Linked DNA regions of Homo sapiens: region 1 is linked to region 2. Evidence: read pairs that join two places in POLR2A ChIA-PET (ENCODE). Cell type or tissue: A673. All regions are shown on one strand. Each heading gives the region's core, and the rest is flanking DNA. Links, peaks and the distances in the headings are about the cores only. Region 1 holds the start of LOC124904088 (a long non-coding RNA gene). Region 2 overlaps MACF1 (microtubule actin crosslinking factor 1).

Evidence for each region. ChIA-PET counts read pairs that join two places held together with the same protein. Peaks named below come from ENCODE experiments on the same cell type or tissue, not always from the same donor. Only the 100,000 strongest peaks of a DNase experiment are listed, where the experiment ranks them.
Region 1: POLR2A ChIA-PET joins it to region 2 with 15 read pairs; 3 of 35 experiments call an interaction of 5 or more read pairs at or near these places.

Annotation. Positions count from the first base shown.
Region 1 is chr1:39,041,801-39,050,130 of GRCh38, forward strand. LOC124904088 (a long non-coding RNA gene) reads left to right here and starts at 681. Exons shown (of 3, transcript XR_007065970.1): 1 at 681-1,038; 2 at 5,236-6,187. In A673, for the core only: no CTCF peak of the experiment used is centred there; no DNase peak of the experiment used is centred there; H3K27ac peaks cover 431 bases.
Region 2 is chr1:39,388,552-39,396,881 of GRCh38, forward strand. It overlaps MACF1 (microtubule actin crosslinking factor 1), which reads left to right. Exons shown (of 101, transcript NM_001394062.1): 58 at 1-107. Among named protein-coding and RNA genes, the nearest start is that of BMP8A, 99 kb to the right of the region's middle. In A673, for the core only: no CTCF peak of the experiment used is centred there; DNase peaks (open chromatin) are centred at 3,700 and 7,180; H3K4me3 peaks cover 1,812 bases; H3K27ac peaks cover 5,323 bases.

The DNA of each region.
Region 1 (8,330 bases), core at 317-8,316, 350 kb before region 2:
TGGCTCACTGCAACCTCCACCTCCTGGTTCAAGCGATTCTCCTGCCTCAGCCTTCCAAGTACCTGGGATTACAGGCACACGCCACCATGCCCAGCTAATTTTTGTATTTTTAGTAGAGTCGAGATGTCACCCTGTTGGCCAGGCTGGTCTTGAACTCCTGACCTCAAATGATCTGCCCGCCTTGGGCTTCCAAAGTGCTGGTATTACAGGCATGAGTCACTGCACCCAGCCCAAAAGTTTCTTATTTAATTGACAAAATCTTATATATTTATCATGTACAACACACTGTTTTGAAATATGTATATATTGTAGAATGGCTAAGTCAAGCTAATTAATATATGCATTATCCCATATACTTTCATTTTTGTGGTGAGAACACAAAATCTTAGTAATTTTTAGGAATACAATACACTGGCCAGGTGCGGTGGCTCATGCCTGTAATCCCATCACTTTGGGAGGCCGGGGAGGGGTGGATCACTTGAGGTCAGGAGTTTGAGACCAGCCTGGCCAATATGGTGAAACCCCGTCTCTACTAAAAATATAAAAATTAGCCGAGCGTGGTGGCACACACCTGTAATCCCAACTACTCAGGAGGCTGAGGCAAGAGAATTACTTGAACCTGGGAGGCGGAGGTTGCAGTGAGCTGAGGTTGCACCACTGCACTCCAGCCTGGGTGACAGAGCGAGACTCCATCTCAAAAAAAAAAAAAGAATGTAATACATTGTTATTAACTAGCATCACCATGTTGTACAACAGTTCTCTTGAACATATTCCTCCAGTCTAATTGAAATTTTGTATCTTTAGACCAACATCTCTCCGTCTACCCTCCCCAGGAGATAGAAATTCCTTATCCACAAGGATGGAGACAATGTTGGTCAACCCACTTTCATTTACTTAACATTACTTTTATTCTAGGTGTGGCATCTGGCATGAAACCAAGGACAAGACACTCAGTTGAGCTTTGTGAAAGAGTGACAGATGATGGATAGAGTCATGGGCCTGCCTCTTATGGAGCTAAGAAATGAAATCTGGATACGGGTAATCAGTTTGTGGTAGAAAGTAGTCACTCATTTCCGTGAGGGAAGCACAAGTCCTGTGTAGGCCCAGAGAAGGGAAAAAGCCTTTTTGGGCATAAGAGTGAATGTTGAGGGTTGGAGAGAGGAATGGTCTGGAGGCTTTGTAGCATTCATGTTGTGCCCTAAAGGACAGATAACATTTGGACATGAGAAGCTGTAGTGAGCCATGACTGCACCACTGCACTCCAGGCTGGGCGACAGGTTGAGACCCTGTCTCAAAAAAAAAAAAAAAAAAAAAAAAGAAGAAGAAGAAAGAAGATTTGGACATGAAGAGATGCCAGGCATTACAGACAGAGAATACAGTATGAGCAAAAGCATGGAGGTTTTTTTGTTTTTTGTTTTTTGTTTTTGAGATGGAGATTTTTGCTCTTTTTGCCCAGACTGGAGTGCAATGGCATGATATTGGCTCACTGCAACCTCCACCTCCTGGGTTCAAGCAATTCTCCTGCCTCAGCTTCTAGAGTAGCTGGGATTACAGGTGCACACTACCACGCCCAGCTAATTTTTGTATTTTTATTAGAGATGGGGTTTCATCATGTTGGTCAGGCTGGTCTCGAACTCCTGACCTCAGGTGATTGTCCTGCCTCAGCATCCCAAAGTGCTGGGATTACAGGCATGAGGCACCGCGCCCAGCCAGCATGGAGGTATTTGAGAGCAACAGTGATCAGAACCATTTGGTTCAAGCAGCGGTTTTAAAACGGAAGTGGAGAAGGAATTAGCAGATCCCTGACATCCTCTTCAATCAGAGTTCCTCCATTGTGAACTGGTTTACATGTCAGCATTATGGATTTTGGTGCAACACCTGCCCCCAACAGGAAGAAAAGAAGAAAAAGAAAGAAGAGGAAGGAAGAAGAGAAAGACAAAGAAGAAGAAGGAGGAGGAGGCGGCAGGAGGAGTAGGAGGGAGGAAGAAGGAGGAGGAAGAAAAAGAGGAAGAAGAAAGGAGGAAGGAAGAAGAAAGAAGAATTGGGAGGCTGAGACAGGCAGATCACAAGGTCAGGAGTTCAAGACCAGCCTGGCCAACATGGTGAAACCCCATCACTTCTAAAAATACAAAAATTAGCTGGGCGTGTTGGCACATGCCTATAATCCCAGCTACTTGGGAGGCTGAGGCAGGAGAATTGCTTGAACCTGGGAGGCGGAGGTTGCAGTGAGCAGAGAGCTCGCCACTGCACTCCAGTCTGGGCAATGAGCGAGACTGTCTTGAAAAAAAAAAAAGGAAGGAAAGAAGGAGGAGGAGGAGAAGAAAGAAGAAGTTTTATTATTGTTATTTTTTGAGATGGAGTCTTGCTCTGTAGCCCAGGCTGGAATACAGTGGCACACTCTTGACTCCCTGCCACCTCTGACTGCTGGGTTCAAAGGAGAAGGCGGAAGAAGAAGGAAGAAGAAGAAAGAAGGAGAAAGGCTGGGTGCAGTGGCTCACACCTGTAATCTCAGCACTTTGGGAGGCCGAGGCAGGTGAATCACAAGGTAAGGAGTTCGAGACCAGCCTGGCCAACTGGTGAAACCCTGCCTCTACTAAAAGTACAAAAATTAGCCGGGCGTGGTCTGAGGCAGGAGAATCGCTTTAACCTGGGAGGAGGAGGTTGCAGTCAGTCAAGATGGCGCCACTGCACTCCAGCCTGGGTGACAGAGTGAGACTTTGTCTCAAAAAAAAAAAAGGAAAGAAGGAGAAGAAAGAAGGAGGAGGAGGAGGAGGAGGAGAGAAGGAGGAGAAAAGTAGTTGAGGCCCAAACACCAAGAGGGAGCAAAGATTGAAAAGATGAGATGAGCCATGAAAGCAAGTACAGGAGTTACTGATGGTACTGGGGAGCCCGTGTAGGTTTAGGATCTGAGCTTTTGGAAGATTGATTGGGTAGCCTTTGAGCCACCTGATAAGTGGAAAGAACAAGAGAGGCTGGATCTGTGTTTTCAGGAAGCATATGTTGGCCCAGCAATTGCTGGCTTGTAGTGAGGAGGCACACAACTGGCCTAGGACAGTGGTCATGAAAATGCAGAGGAGGTAAAGTCCCTGCACTCCTAGGGAGACTAGTCCTGATGTCAGTCTGGAGTCAGTCAGAATGGTGTCCTCTCCCTCCCTGCACTACCCAGCCCAGTCAGTGGGAGGACTTCCTCAATTCCAGTAGCCATTCAAGTCCCTGGAATTGGTGGCTGTCACTTGCAAACTATAGCCACTTGAGCAGAAATGGGCCAGGATTACTTATCTTTAATCTGCATATCATTGGGAGGCACTTACCTGCTAGCTCTGGCTAAAAACTAGAGCAACCCTGGCCTGCCGTAGCTCCTGCTGCCCAGACAACTCCTCCAATATGAAAGGGATGAGGGGAACTCAAAGTTACAATGTCCTACTTGGAGCAGTAAGTTCAGTAGACATATCACTTGCCTCATTAACATCAAGCATCCCAAAACCCAGTCTGGGTCAGTTTTGCCCAGAGTGGGGTTTGTAGAACACGGGTTCTCCTGGGATCCTATACCTAGCCCAGAATCAGTTGCAAAAGCCAGGCCATAGCGAATTGTCCTGCCAGCCAGATAGCAGAGAATCTGACGGCAGCAGGCAGAAGGAGCCGCTCCATTGCAGTAAGCCAAGATCGCGCCACTTGCCTCATTACATCAAGCATCCCAAAACCCAGTCTGGGTCAGTTTTGCCCAGAGTGAGGTTTGTAGAACACGGGTTCTCCTGGGATCTATACCTAGCCCAGAATCAGTTCCAAAAGCCACGCTTTTGGACTTTCTCTCTCTCTCTCTCTCTATATATATATGTGTGTGTGTGTGTGTGTGTGTGTGTGTGTGTATACACACACATACATACAATGTTGTATATATTGTATATGTGTGTGTGTGTATATATATATATATATATATTTTTTTTTTTTTTTTTTTTTGAGACAGAGTTTCACTCTTGTTGCACAAGCTGGAGTGCAATGGCACGATTTCGGCTCACTGCAACCTCCGCCTCCTGGGTTCAAGTGATTCTCCTGCCTCAGCCTCCTGAGTAGCTGGGAGTACAGGCGTGCACCACCGCGCCCGGCTAATTTTTGCATTTTTAGTAGAGATGGGGTTTCACCATGTTAGCCAGGATGGTCTCGATCTCCTGACCTCATGATCTGCCCACCTCGGCCTCCCAAAGTACTGGGATTACAGGCATGAGCCACCATACCCGGCCTTCATTTTTATATTTTTAGTAGAGACAGGATTTCACCATGTTGGCCAGGCTGGTCTCGAACTTCTGACCTCAGGTGATCTGCCCACTTCAGCAGCCTCCCAAGTGCTGGAATTACAGGCGTGAGCCACCGCCTGGCCAATTTTTTGTATTTTTAGTAGAGACAGGGTTTCACCATGTTGGCCAGGCGGGTCTTGAACTCCTGATCTCAGATGATTAATCCACCTCAGCCTCCCAAAATGCTGAAATTACAGTGAGCCACCATGCCCAGCCTCTGAGTCAAAGTTTCTTTAATTGCAAAGTAGAGATCATTGTTTTTTTTTTGCTTTTTTTGTTTTGAGATGGAGTCTCGCTGTGTCACCCAGGCTGGAGTGCAGTGGTGTGATCTCAGCTCACTGCAACCTCCACCTCCCAGGTTCAAGTGATTCTCCTGCCTCAGCCTCCCGAGTAGCTGGGACTACAGATGTGCGCCACCATGCCCGGCTAATTTTTTGTATTTTTAGTAGAGATGGGGTTTCACCGTGTTAGCCAGGATGGTCTCGATCTCTTGACCTCGTGATCTGCCCGCCTAGGCCTCCCAAAGTGCTGGGATTACAGGCACAAGCCACCGTGCCCAGCCTGAGATCATTCTTACTTCACAGGATTTCCCTGATAATTAAGTGAACACACACACACACAGCATCTAACACAAAATACTTTGTACACAGTAGATACTAGACAAAAGATAACCATGGCTACTGCTGTTTCTTTTTTCTCCTCCTCCTGCCTACCCTTCCCCCTCATCCTTTTATCTATGGCCAAGCCCTCCTGAAGGGTCTCTTTGAATCGCGTTACCTCCTAGTTTGACACCAGTGCTCTTATTTCCCTGTGGCATTGGAGGGCTAGTCACATGGCACTGTGGCCAAGGAGAAGGATGATGTTCCAGGCCAAACACATCTGCAAATGTGTTGAGCTGGTGTCCTTGATGACAAATCAAATTGTTTTGTGTTTGGTTCCCCAGAGGCCTGAGTACCTCAGAGAAGCCAAGGTTCCTGCAGGAACCTCGTGCCTGCTGTCCACGTTGGGCTTCATTTTATCAAAATACAGCAAAGAGCTCATCATTTCTCAGCTCCTGTCGGAAGCAACAGTGGCTGTTCCTGGACACAGAGCTGCAGACAAGGAGTGGTGAGGATTCAGGCAAGAGAAGATGGGCAGCTTCCCCTTCATGCTTCCCTCTCAGGAAGAAGCCAGGGTGCCTGGGATCAAAGAGGCTAGGAGGCTGGTGAGGCCTCCTGTCCCTGAAAGCGGTCAGTGAACCCAAAAGTTGAAAAGCCTCTGCTTTGAGAGTGGTTCTGCTGCCCTACTGGTGCTGACAGTTTTAGAAACTGACATGGCAGAGCTGACCAGGCAGACTATATTTTTAGGACTCTGCTGGGGCCTATTGAAACGTCCACATTACTCAGATCACCAATCTGGCTGGAGCTACCAACACAGCATTCTTTGCTGTTTTAGAATACAAAGCTACCTCCCCTCGGGGCTTCACTTTGCAGCCACTGAGAATCCAAGGCTTCGCTAAATTACACGTTTCCATGGTCCCACTGGCTTGCTTTGCAGGGCTTCCACAAGAATGGGCTGGGAGCGTAACTGAGTAACTGAGTCATGATTAGGGGTTAATTAAGAGGAGAAATGGGCTAGCTGTTTCCTAAGATAAGGGAGGGGAAGTTTTTTTAAAAACTGTAACTGCTCAGAACAGTATGTGCTAAGGCAGACTTTCTGTGCTGGGAGACAGAACACTTCTGCAGTGATGTAGCAGAATCCTTAAAGGATCCTGCCAATGACTCTTTTTTTCTGGTGTCACATCCAATCTTTGCTGCAGCCAACACTTCCTGGAGATGAAACACAACTTCAATACAGAGATAGCAAGTTCACACTCTGGCAGTCATGCAAGGATGAGTGATGCGGGCCTTTTCTAAGTGAGTATGAACGGGTGGGACCTACGGTAAATTCAATGCAGTATAATCCGTCTACGGGGCAGTGGGCACCCAGCAACAGCCAACTGTTACCAAATCAAAGTGCAGGCCCAGGATGACTCATCTTCCAGCATTTCATGAGCAACCAGAAGTCTACATTTCTTTGAGAAAAAAAATTTTTTTGAGACGAGGTCTTACTCTGTTGCCCAGGCTGGAGTGTGTAGCTTCTACCTCCCGGGGCTTAGGTGATTCTCCCACCTCAAGTCTCCCAAGTAGCTGAGACTGCAGGCATGTGCCACCACGCTGGCTAATTTTTTTTTTTTTTTTGAGTCGGAGTCTCGCTCTGTCCCCCAGGCTGGAGCGCAGTGGCGCGATCTCGGCTAACTGCGAGCTCCGCCTCCCGGGGTTCGTGCCATTCTCCTGCTTCAGCCTCCCAAGTAGCTGGGACTACAGGCGCCCGCCACCACGCCCGGCTAATTTTTTTGTATTTTGTAGTAGAAACGGGGTTTCACCATGTTAGCCAGGATGGTCTCGATCTCCTGACCTCGTGATCCTCCCGCCTCGGCCTCCCAAAGTGCTGGGATTACAGGCGTGAGCCACCGCTCCCGCCCCATGCCAGCTAATTTTTTTGTAGAGACAGGGCTTCGCCATGTTGTCCAGGCTGGTCTCCAACCCCTAGGCTCCCCGCCTTGCCCTCCCAAAATGTGGAGATTACAGGTGTGAGCCACAATGCCTGGCCATTTTGAGGAATTTTTAAACACTGGCTTTAATTTTTCAAAGTATCTGGAGCAACTTCTGCTTCTGAGAGATAGAGTAGATATTCTTTTCCCCAGTCCTCCTGCTAAGTACAGCTAAAAACCCCAAAAACACTCTATATTATACAAAATGAACATAAGATGACTCTGAACAAGAAGAAAGCAGATTGGTTAGGGACCTCCAGATCCAAGGAATGACTCAGCAGTGACCTCCCTAAGTTTTCTTTTTGCCTCATATATGTCAGAATGGGTACTGGAGAAGCCAGCAACCCAAAACTGCCAACGATTGCAGACAAAAGCCCCAAGAAAAGCTTGTCTTTTTTTTTTTTTTTTTTTTGAAAGAGTGTCTTGCTCTATCGCCCAGGCTGGAGTGCAGTGGTGCAATCATGGCTCACTGCAGCCTTGATCTCCCAGGCTTAAGCTGCTTAGACTACAGATCTGCGCCACCATGCCTGACTAATCAATACAGTTGTTTTTTTTTTTTGAAACGGAGTTTCACTCTTGTTGCCCAGGCTGGAGTGCACTGGCGCGATCTCAGCTCACTGCTGCAACCTCTGCCTCCTGGGCTCAAGCAGTTCTCCTGCCTCACCTCCTGAGTAGCTGGGATTACAGGCATGCACCATCACGCCCTGCTATTTTTTGTATTTTTAGAAGTAGAGATGGGGTTTCACCATGTTGGTCAGGCTGGTCTCAAACTCCTGATCTCAGGTGATCCGCCCGACTCGGCCTCCCAAAGTGCTGGGATTACAGGCATGAGCCATCGTGCCCGGCCTTTTTGTTTTTTTTGTTTGTTTGTTTGTTATGTTTTTTTGTAGAGATGGGGGTCTCACTGTTTCCCAGGCTGATCTCAAATTCCTGGGCTCAAGCAATCCTCTGGCCTCAGCCTCCCAAAGTGCTGGAATTATAAGCGTGAACCATGGTGTCCTGCAAGTCTGCTTTCTGAGTCAAAGGACAAGAAAATAAACAGCCTAGAAAGACAGACAGCCTTGATTTTTTTATTTTTAGTTTTCATTTGGTTTGATTTTTCTTGAGACAGAGTCTCACTCTGTCGCCCAGGCTGGAGTGCAGTGGCACGATCTCGACTCACTGCAACCTCTGCCTCTCGGGTTCAAGCAGTTCTCCTGCCTGCCTCAGCCTTTCGTTCGGCCTCAAATGATCCGCCTGCCTCAGCCTCCCAGAGTGCTGGGATTACAGCCATGAGCCACTGCATCCAGCCGACAGACAGCCTTTAGACTATAGCCCCTCTACTCCAGCCCCACCCTCACCCCCATCAGCAAAGGCCAAGTGGAAAGCCTAGATCTCCAAACCTTGTTAGGCTGTAATGAAGTACTCCTTCCCTTCCCCACCAGGGTGATGTAGAAGAGGCCTAGTTATCCACTCAGGCCTTTCAT
Region 2 (8,330 bases), core at 170-8,169:
TGAAAGGACTCAATGACGCGACCACAGCAGCAGAGGAGGCAGAGGCCCTCCAGTGGGTAGTGGGGACCGAAGTGGAAATCATCAACCAACAATTAGCAGATTTTAAAGTAAGTCTGAACCTTGTTTTTCTTTTTCTTTTACATGTATTTATTTGCTTGTAACTTGGAAACCAGTCAAGTATACATTTTAACTTCTGTCCCTAGTTTTATTATTGTCACTTCCATCACCATGAAAGCACACTGTCTGAAGACTAAATAGTCTCTCGGACTTCTGAGCAAACTGGTTTGAGCATTTTTCTTTTTCTTTTTCTTCTTCTTCTTCTTTTTTTTTTTTTTTTTTTTTTTTGAGACAGGGTCTCTCTCTCTCACCCAGGCTGGAGTGCAGTGGTGCGATCTCGGCTCACTGCAGACTCGACCTCATAGGCTCAAGCGATCCTCCCACTTCAGTCTCCCAAGGAGCTGGGACCACAGGCGCCACCATACCCGGCTAATTTTTTGTATTTTTTGTAGAGACGAGGTTTCACCATGTCTCCCAGGCTGGTCTCAAACTCCTGAGCTCAGGCAATCCGCCCACCTCAGCCTACCAAAGTGTTGGGATTACAGGCATGAGCCATCACGCCCAGCCAGAGCATTTTTCTATTGTAGTTTATTTCAGTCTTTATAACCAATTAAGGATATAGAAAGAAATGTCCAAGTCTTATCTCTTACTCTAAGAATTTCCTTTTAGGATTTCTTGAGATTTCAGATTACCAGATTTTGTAATAGCAGTGAATGTATCTTCAGGTCTCTGGTTTTTGTGTGTTTTTTTTTTTTTTTTTTTTTTTTTGGAGACAGAGTCTTGCTCTGTAGCCCAGGTTGGAGTGCAGTGGGGCGATCTAGGCTCACTGAAACCTCCACCTCCGGGGTCCAAGTGATCCTCCTGCCTCAGCCTCCCAAGTAGCTGGGGTTACAGTCGCTCACCACCACGCCTGGTTAATTTTTATATTTTTAGTAGAGATGGGGTTTCACCATATTGGCCAGGCTGGTCTCGATCTCCTGACCTCAAGTGATCCACCCGCCCTAGCCTCCCAAAGTGCTGGGATTACAGGCATTAGTCACCGCACTCAGCCCCCTGTTTTTCAAATTGAGGTATGAAAAGCCGTAAGTTAAACATAGTCTCATCTTCCTAAAGGGTTTATTTTACATAGATTTTAGGGGAGGATATTGATGTATATTTGATATATTATGGAATAAAACATAAAATTATCATTAATTGTTAAGATAAAACATGACACTTCAAATAAATCTCCCATTTATATAGTAAGCAGCTTAATAATACATCCCAGACTCCTCAAGAGTACAAGTTCTTTGCCTATAGGAAAGAAGTTTGAGAAGTACTGCCTTAATTGCAAAAATACTTTAATTCTTTGCCTGAGCCAAAATCTCCATTCCTGAGATTGTGTGAGTATAAATTAAAGTAACAGGAGATGATTACATGACCCAAAAGTGTGGATTTACTGGGTTAGGAGCACATCTGTTGGATCTTGGTTCTCACTATATTAACCTGTTGCCCCTAGAGTTTTCCTTGTGGTAAATACGTAAAAGTCTCTCACTCTGCCACTGTACATGGAATAGATTTGGAAAGGATACTTTCAGCACTTTGTTTCCATCACTAGAGTTAATTATTCCTGCTTACACAGTTAACACTCCTGCCATTAAAGTAAAATTGTGATCTCAGAGACCCTGCTTGCCAGCGTTATTTATCTTAAAAACATGGATGCAGAGGTAATGTTGACACCAGCTCAGAGCCACGTAGTCCTAGAGACGTCACAGTTTTGTAGACAGGATCCAAGTGCAAAAATGTGGCTGTTTCAGAAGGGCCCCTCTAGGAGCTTGGGAGAAATTCAGCACTAAAGTGGGACATTGGCTGAAGGCCTTCTTACCATGTTTGGAGATAGTACAATTTTGAGCAAGAGGAGTCATCGTATTTGGGTTTCTTGAGGCACCCAGATAAGGAAAGGGTAGGTAGAGAAAACGTAAACCCGTGAAGCAGTGCATTCCTCTTAGAAACTTCCTTTCTAGTGGTAGTGTGGCCTTCCCTGTTTCAGCTTGCACATTTTTCTTTCCTCTTTTGTTATAAGTGTCTCAAAAGCAGAGACTTTCTTCTACAGGTATGCTTCAGTTATCCAATTTACTTGCATCCAGGCTATTTAGAATTAACCATCTAACCAACTCAATGAAATTTTTAGAAAACTGAAACTTATCCCTTTAGGCTCCAAAATAGTTTTGTTTTATCAGCCGGGTGCGGTGGCTCACGCCTGTAATCCCAGCACTTTGGGAGGCCGAGGCGGGTGGATCACGAGGTCAGGAGATCGAGACCATCCTGGCTAACACGGTGAAACCCTGTCTCTACTAAAAAAAAATACAAAAAATTAGCTGGGTATGGTGGCAGGCGCCTGTAGTCCCAGCTACTCGGGAGGCTGAGACAGGAGAATGGCATGAACCCAGGAGGTGGAGCTTGCAGTGAGCCAAGATGGCGCCACTGCACTCCAGCCTGGGTGACAGAGTGAGACTCCTTCTCAAAAAAAAAAAAACACACAAAATAGTTTCATCTAACCAGGTTCTGGTTTATATAGGAATTATTTTAAACTCAATTTGCCTAATTTTCTAAATATGTATTATGCATAAGTTTTTTTTAATGAGTGCAGGTTAACATTATTTAAATGGTTGTACTGTCTATACTATGGTGATATTCTCAAGGATGTGAGACACATTTGGAGCTGCTTTGTATTAAGTATTCCCAAATTACTGTGCACTTTGATTTCTATATTGAAGTTATTGTTTAGGGCCTCTATAGTATTATACTGGTTGGATTGGCTGTGCATGTGTGTGTGGAGAGGAGGAGGTAATTTTGGGATTTCTGCCCACCACCATGATATTGGTTATTATTTCCTACTGCTATCACTTTTCACTGCTGTCATTTGGTCTGTGTAGTCTATTCCTCCCTTCTAATCTTCACTGAGCTAGAAAATGAGATAAACAGGCCTGTTAAAATTGCATTAGATATGAGCTAAAATGTACAAAAGAGTCCACATGCAGGCATAAATAGTGTTTGGATTTGAGGACAAGTCATCTTTTCCTTTTCATTTAATCCTTGGTTTCTAGAGACATTCTGACTTTTGATGTTGCTGGAAGATTTCAAAAAATTACTGGGCATTACTTTATCTTATTTCTATCCTAGTATGTTGCCTAATAGTGCTCAGAGTTCAATAGCACTTAGTTGCTTGTCATAGCCAAATTCGTTTCACTGATTTCTAAAAATAAGCCTTCCACCTCAGATACTCTGGATGTGAAGGCTGGGACTGGACACTGATCGGCTGGGCTCTTGCAGAGTGTGTTCATCAACAGTGGACTGGTGTTGACAAGGCAAGCCTGGAAGAAGAGTGGGAGAAGGGAGAAGGGTGGTGGAGTGTCCTGTGTGTAGTCCATTGTCAAGTCAGTAGGTAGTTACCATAAAATGATCAGTATCCACCCTCAAGTTGGGGATGCAAATCAAAAGCCCTGTTCCACCTGTCCACCTTGTAGGGAAGTCAAAAGCTTTGGAAAGAGTTTTTGCCTTCTCCCAGCAAAAATCTTTGGTCAGGAGGGGAGGAGCATATTCTTGGCTGAACTCATGCTGAGCTCATCGGAAGTGAAAACAATGAGAGGAGAAAAATTCTGTGTGTCAGTTCCATAGTCCCCAGGAGGCCGCATAAAGGGAAGGTCTTTTTGGACCCATTCTGAGGACTGAGTCATTTTCATGATTTGAGTGTGGAGTTCCTGGGTTAATGTATTATAGTCCAGCCATAGATTAATCTTTCCTTACTCCAGCAGCAGACCAGATTTATAAAGTATGACTCTGTTTTCAGATTCAAATTATTTTTAATAAGGTAAAAACAAAGATGAAGATAAATATTTTTAAAAACAGCATTAGCTGTAAGTTTTCAGCTCTTTTTTTAATGGAATCATACTTTTAGCACAGAATCTGCACAAGAGAAGAGGATATGAATCTGGGAGACGGAAACTCTGCTTTAACCCAGCTAACTCCATGGGAGCTAGAATAGACAGATGAGTTAGGCCTGTGAAGAACCCCCCAGTCTTACTTGGGACTGTACAGTCTTGCTGATAGATCCATGGATCTGCAGTCTGTGGGGAAAATTATTTCTTCCTTAAATGAATGTGGAATACTAAAATACATTATTCCTAGGAAAGGCTTTCCCTCAGTTGCTTCTGAATGATTAGTAGGTCCTCACTGGCAGACCAGATTCTATCACATGGGAGTGGAAGAGAGTTCCTTTCCACTCAAACCAGGCAGAGATCTCAGGCTTCCTGAGTTAGGATCTTTACCAGGTTCAGCTCTCTGTTGGAAGTAGAAAGGAAGAAGCCATTCTAGAAATCACTAATGAGAGGATTGAGCTTGTTTTCAGAAAGCTGGAAAGAAAAGACTTTGGCAAATCTCTTCAGGAAATTCCGTTTTCCTGAACAAGGGAGTCTGGTTATTGAGGAAAAGGAATTGTATGTGTCTAACAGGAGGCTAACAAGAAAGGAAGGACGTTTTTATCACTGAAACTTGAGCCAAAGAATTCCCCTAGAGTGACCTTCCTGGGAAGGGTAAAAAAAAAAAAAAAATATATATATATATATATATATATATATGTTAAGTCTCTGATGATAACAAGAGATTTTCCTCATTTTGAAATTCCCTACGTAGGTTTTACTTGAACTGAGATCATTCTGAATCTTAAACCAACCCCTCCTTTGCCCCCTGCTCCCCGCAAGAACCATGTGACTTCTCACTCAGAAAGTATTTGATGGTTTGGGCATCATACTGGTGAGCATTATCAAGAAACCTGGATGCACCTTCATTCACTTGTTTTTCATATGTATTTATATTGTTGTGTATTTGGGTCATGCTTCAGACTTGGCATTCTACCTCTCAGTGATAAAATGAACAATGGGGCCAGGCACAGTGGCTCACACCTATAATCATAGCATTCTGGGAGGCTGATGTGGGCAGATCACTTGAGCCCAGGAGTTCGAGACCAGCCTGGGCAACAAAATGAGGCGGCCCTTCTATAAAAAATAAATAAATTAGCTAGGCATGACGGCACATGCTGTGGTCCCAGCTTACACAGGAGGCTGACGCAGGAGGATCACTTGATCCTAGGACGTTGACGCTGCAGTGAGCTGCGTCCATGCCACCGCAGTCCAGCGTGTAACAGAGTGAGACCCTGTCTCAAAAAAAAAAGAAAGAAAGACAGAGAGAGAGGGAGGGAGGGAGAGAGAGAGAGAGAGAGAAAGAAAGAGAGAAAGAAAAGAAAGGAAGGAAGGAAAGAAAAGAAAGAAAGAGAAAGAAAGAACGAACGAACGAACAATGGGAAAAATTGACTGACAGACCTCTTTAGGGTCTGCGAGTTTCTCATAGTGGTTCACTTCACCCAGTGGTGCATATAAAGCACCCAAACCAGTTGGTCTTTTCCTTTCTTGTCTTTGAGGCTGGGCTGCTGGGTTCTAATAGGTGCAGCATCAGGCTTCCTTAGGATTATTTTCATTCCTAATTCAGGTTGAGCAGAGCCCAGGATCAGGGTCTCAGTATACTTGAAGTTTCTACCGGGGGACCTAGGTATCCTACTATGAAAACAGAATAAGAAAGTCTTGTAAACGCCTTCATTTGATTGATTGATTGATTGATTGATTGATTGATTGATTTATTGCCACATAGAAAGCAAGCTTAGGCATCTTCATGTGCACATGAGAAAAGCCCTGGAAGAGGCTGGGGGCGGTGGCTCACGCCTGTAATCCCAGTACTTTGGAAGGCTGAGGTGGGTGGATCACCTGAGGTCAGGAGTTCGAGACGAGCCTGGCCAAGATGGTGAAACCCTGTATCTACTAAAAATACAAAAATTAGCTGGGCATGGTGGCACATGCCTGTAGTCTCAGCTGTTTGGGGAGGCTGAGGCAGGAGAATGGCTTGGACCTGGGAGGCAGAAGTTGCAGTGAGCCGAGATCGCACCACTGCACTCCAGCCTGGGTGTCAGAAAGAGACTCCGTCTCCAAAAAAAGAAAAAGAAAAGCCCTGGAAGACAGGGCCCAGCATGGAGTTGAAAGACTGCCAGTTTACTCCTTCCTTTCAAATGATTACAAGGACAGTATCAGCTCATGTACGTTTTTGGCAGTTAGTACACCTGCCTGAGAGTGAGTCACTGGAGGATAGAGCAAATGAGGTTAGCGTTATCTACCTGCCCTTGGAGAGACAGGAAATCACACTTGGTATGACCTGTCTGTCACCTGGAGGTTTAGGTTTCCCCAGCTTTACCAAGATGAGTGGGTATCCTCTATCCCTGCCAACCCCCACCTTGTGCTGACCCTTCCTTGGCCTGTCTTGGTTTTTTCCTTTCTTCCTTAAACAAAGCTACTCCAAATAGGAACTAGGGTCCAAGGAAATAAAGACAGTATCCTAAAATGGATTTCTCAATTTCGGCACTATTGACATTTTTTGGGGGTGGGTGGGGAGGAAAGGGGCAGCCACTCACGCCACCACCTCTGCCTGCCACTATCAACATTTTGGACTGGATAATTCTTTGTTGTGAGAAGCTGTCCTGTGCATTGTAGGCTGTTTAGCAGCATTTCTGACCTAGTAACTTCCCAGTTGTACAACTAAAAATGTCTCCCTGGAAGGCAGAATTACCCTCTGTTGAGAACTATAGCCCTGGAAGAAATTGCCACCTATACATGGGAAACTTAGAATTCAGGTGGAATAGGTTACTAGTTAAATATTTATGTAACAAGCAGCCTTCTGATAATCTGATTATGACTGTGTGTAGTGGCAACAACCACTTCTAAGTCAGCTTTCCTTTAAGCCAGGCTCTGGATTCTTTATTTTTGCTGGCCTTAATCTGTGTCTGGCTTAACACCTCCTGGTCACTTTCCCTGGCTGGAATTTACGTACAGTTGTCAGTTGTTGATGCAGGTGTTTGGTTGATGATGCATTGCCAAAGAGAAGAGGAACTTCCTTTGTGGACATACTTCAGGGAGCTTCCTTGTTCTGTGCCTTTAAGGGGAGACTACAGTCTCTCAGTTGTTCTCCACAGCCAACCAAGAGTTTGGCTGCTGATATTTATAACCCTTATGTGACCACCCCCACCTCCCCACCCCACAAAGAATTCCAATGCTCTGTAATAATCCTCTCCACCCCCACCATAGCAACTGGATGTGGAGAAGGTGAAGGAGCCTTTAAGGCCTTTAAGTTTGCTTCATGTTGAACCTTTTCCAGCTCCCTTTTAAAATATTGCCAGTTGTATTTTAAATATCAGTGTCACAAGCAAAATCCCAGGCTTGCAGCCACTGCATCATCTTAAAGGAGCCTCATGCCCCAGTGAAGGTAGTAAAATTGAATGGAAGGTAGTAAAATCATCAAGAAAGGATTGATAGATTTTACAAAAATCTGTCTGGAAATTTGATAGCAAGGTGAGATTTTAAAGCAACAAACAGGCTAGGCGCAGTGGCTCATGCCTGTAATCCCAGCATTTTGGGAGGCTGAGGCAGGTGGATCACGCTGTCAGGAGATCGAGACCATTCTGGCCAACATGGTGAAACCCCATCTTAGCCGGGCATGGTGGCATGCGCCTGTAGTCCCAGCTACACAGGAGGCTGAGGCAGGAGAATCGCTTGAACCCAGGAGGTGGAGGTTGCAGTGAGCCGACATCGCGCCACTGCACTCCAACCTGGGTGACAGAGCGAGACTCCATCTCAAAAAAAAAAAAAAAAGCAACAAACAAATATATCTGTAACCAAAGAAAAGGACTGAGCAGTTGGATTTGAGTTTACTAAAATTCTTCACATACAGTATCAGTATGTAGCATTCACAACTAAGATTTATCATTTGTATAAGAAGGAAGAAATATATTTCCAGAAAAACTAGAATGTATCCTGTGCAGAACTTGTATGTATTGATCGTTTAGTAGTTGATTAGTAAACATGGTTAAGATAAGCACAGACTTGCAGAAAAGGACTGATCCTCACTGTGCCTAGAAATGAATGGTAAATGGTCTCAGCCTTAGGCTGGTTCTGGAGCTTCAGAAAAATATCCTGGGCACTTTCAAGCTCGCTAATAAGCTATGAGCTTCTAGGAAGTACGATGAGTTTCTTTGAAGGGCCGTTTATTGTTAGAGTTGCTGGTTTACTAGGAATAAAATGACTTCCACAGGGAGTTGTGTCAGGTCACTGCACCAAACCATCACTGTAAAGGGCTGTCTCCTGCTGAATGGATTCTTCACAAGTCTCAGCTGTCCCAGTTGGAAAAACCCAGCTATG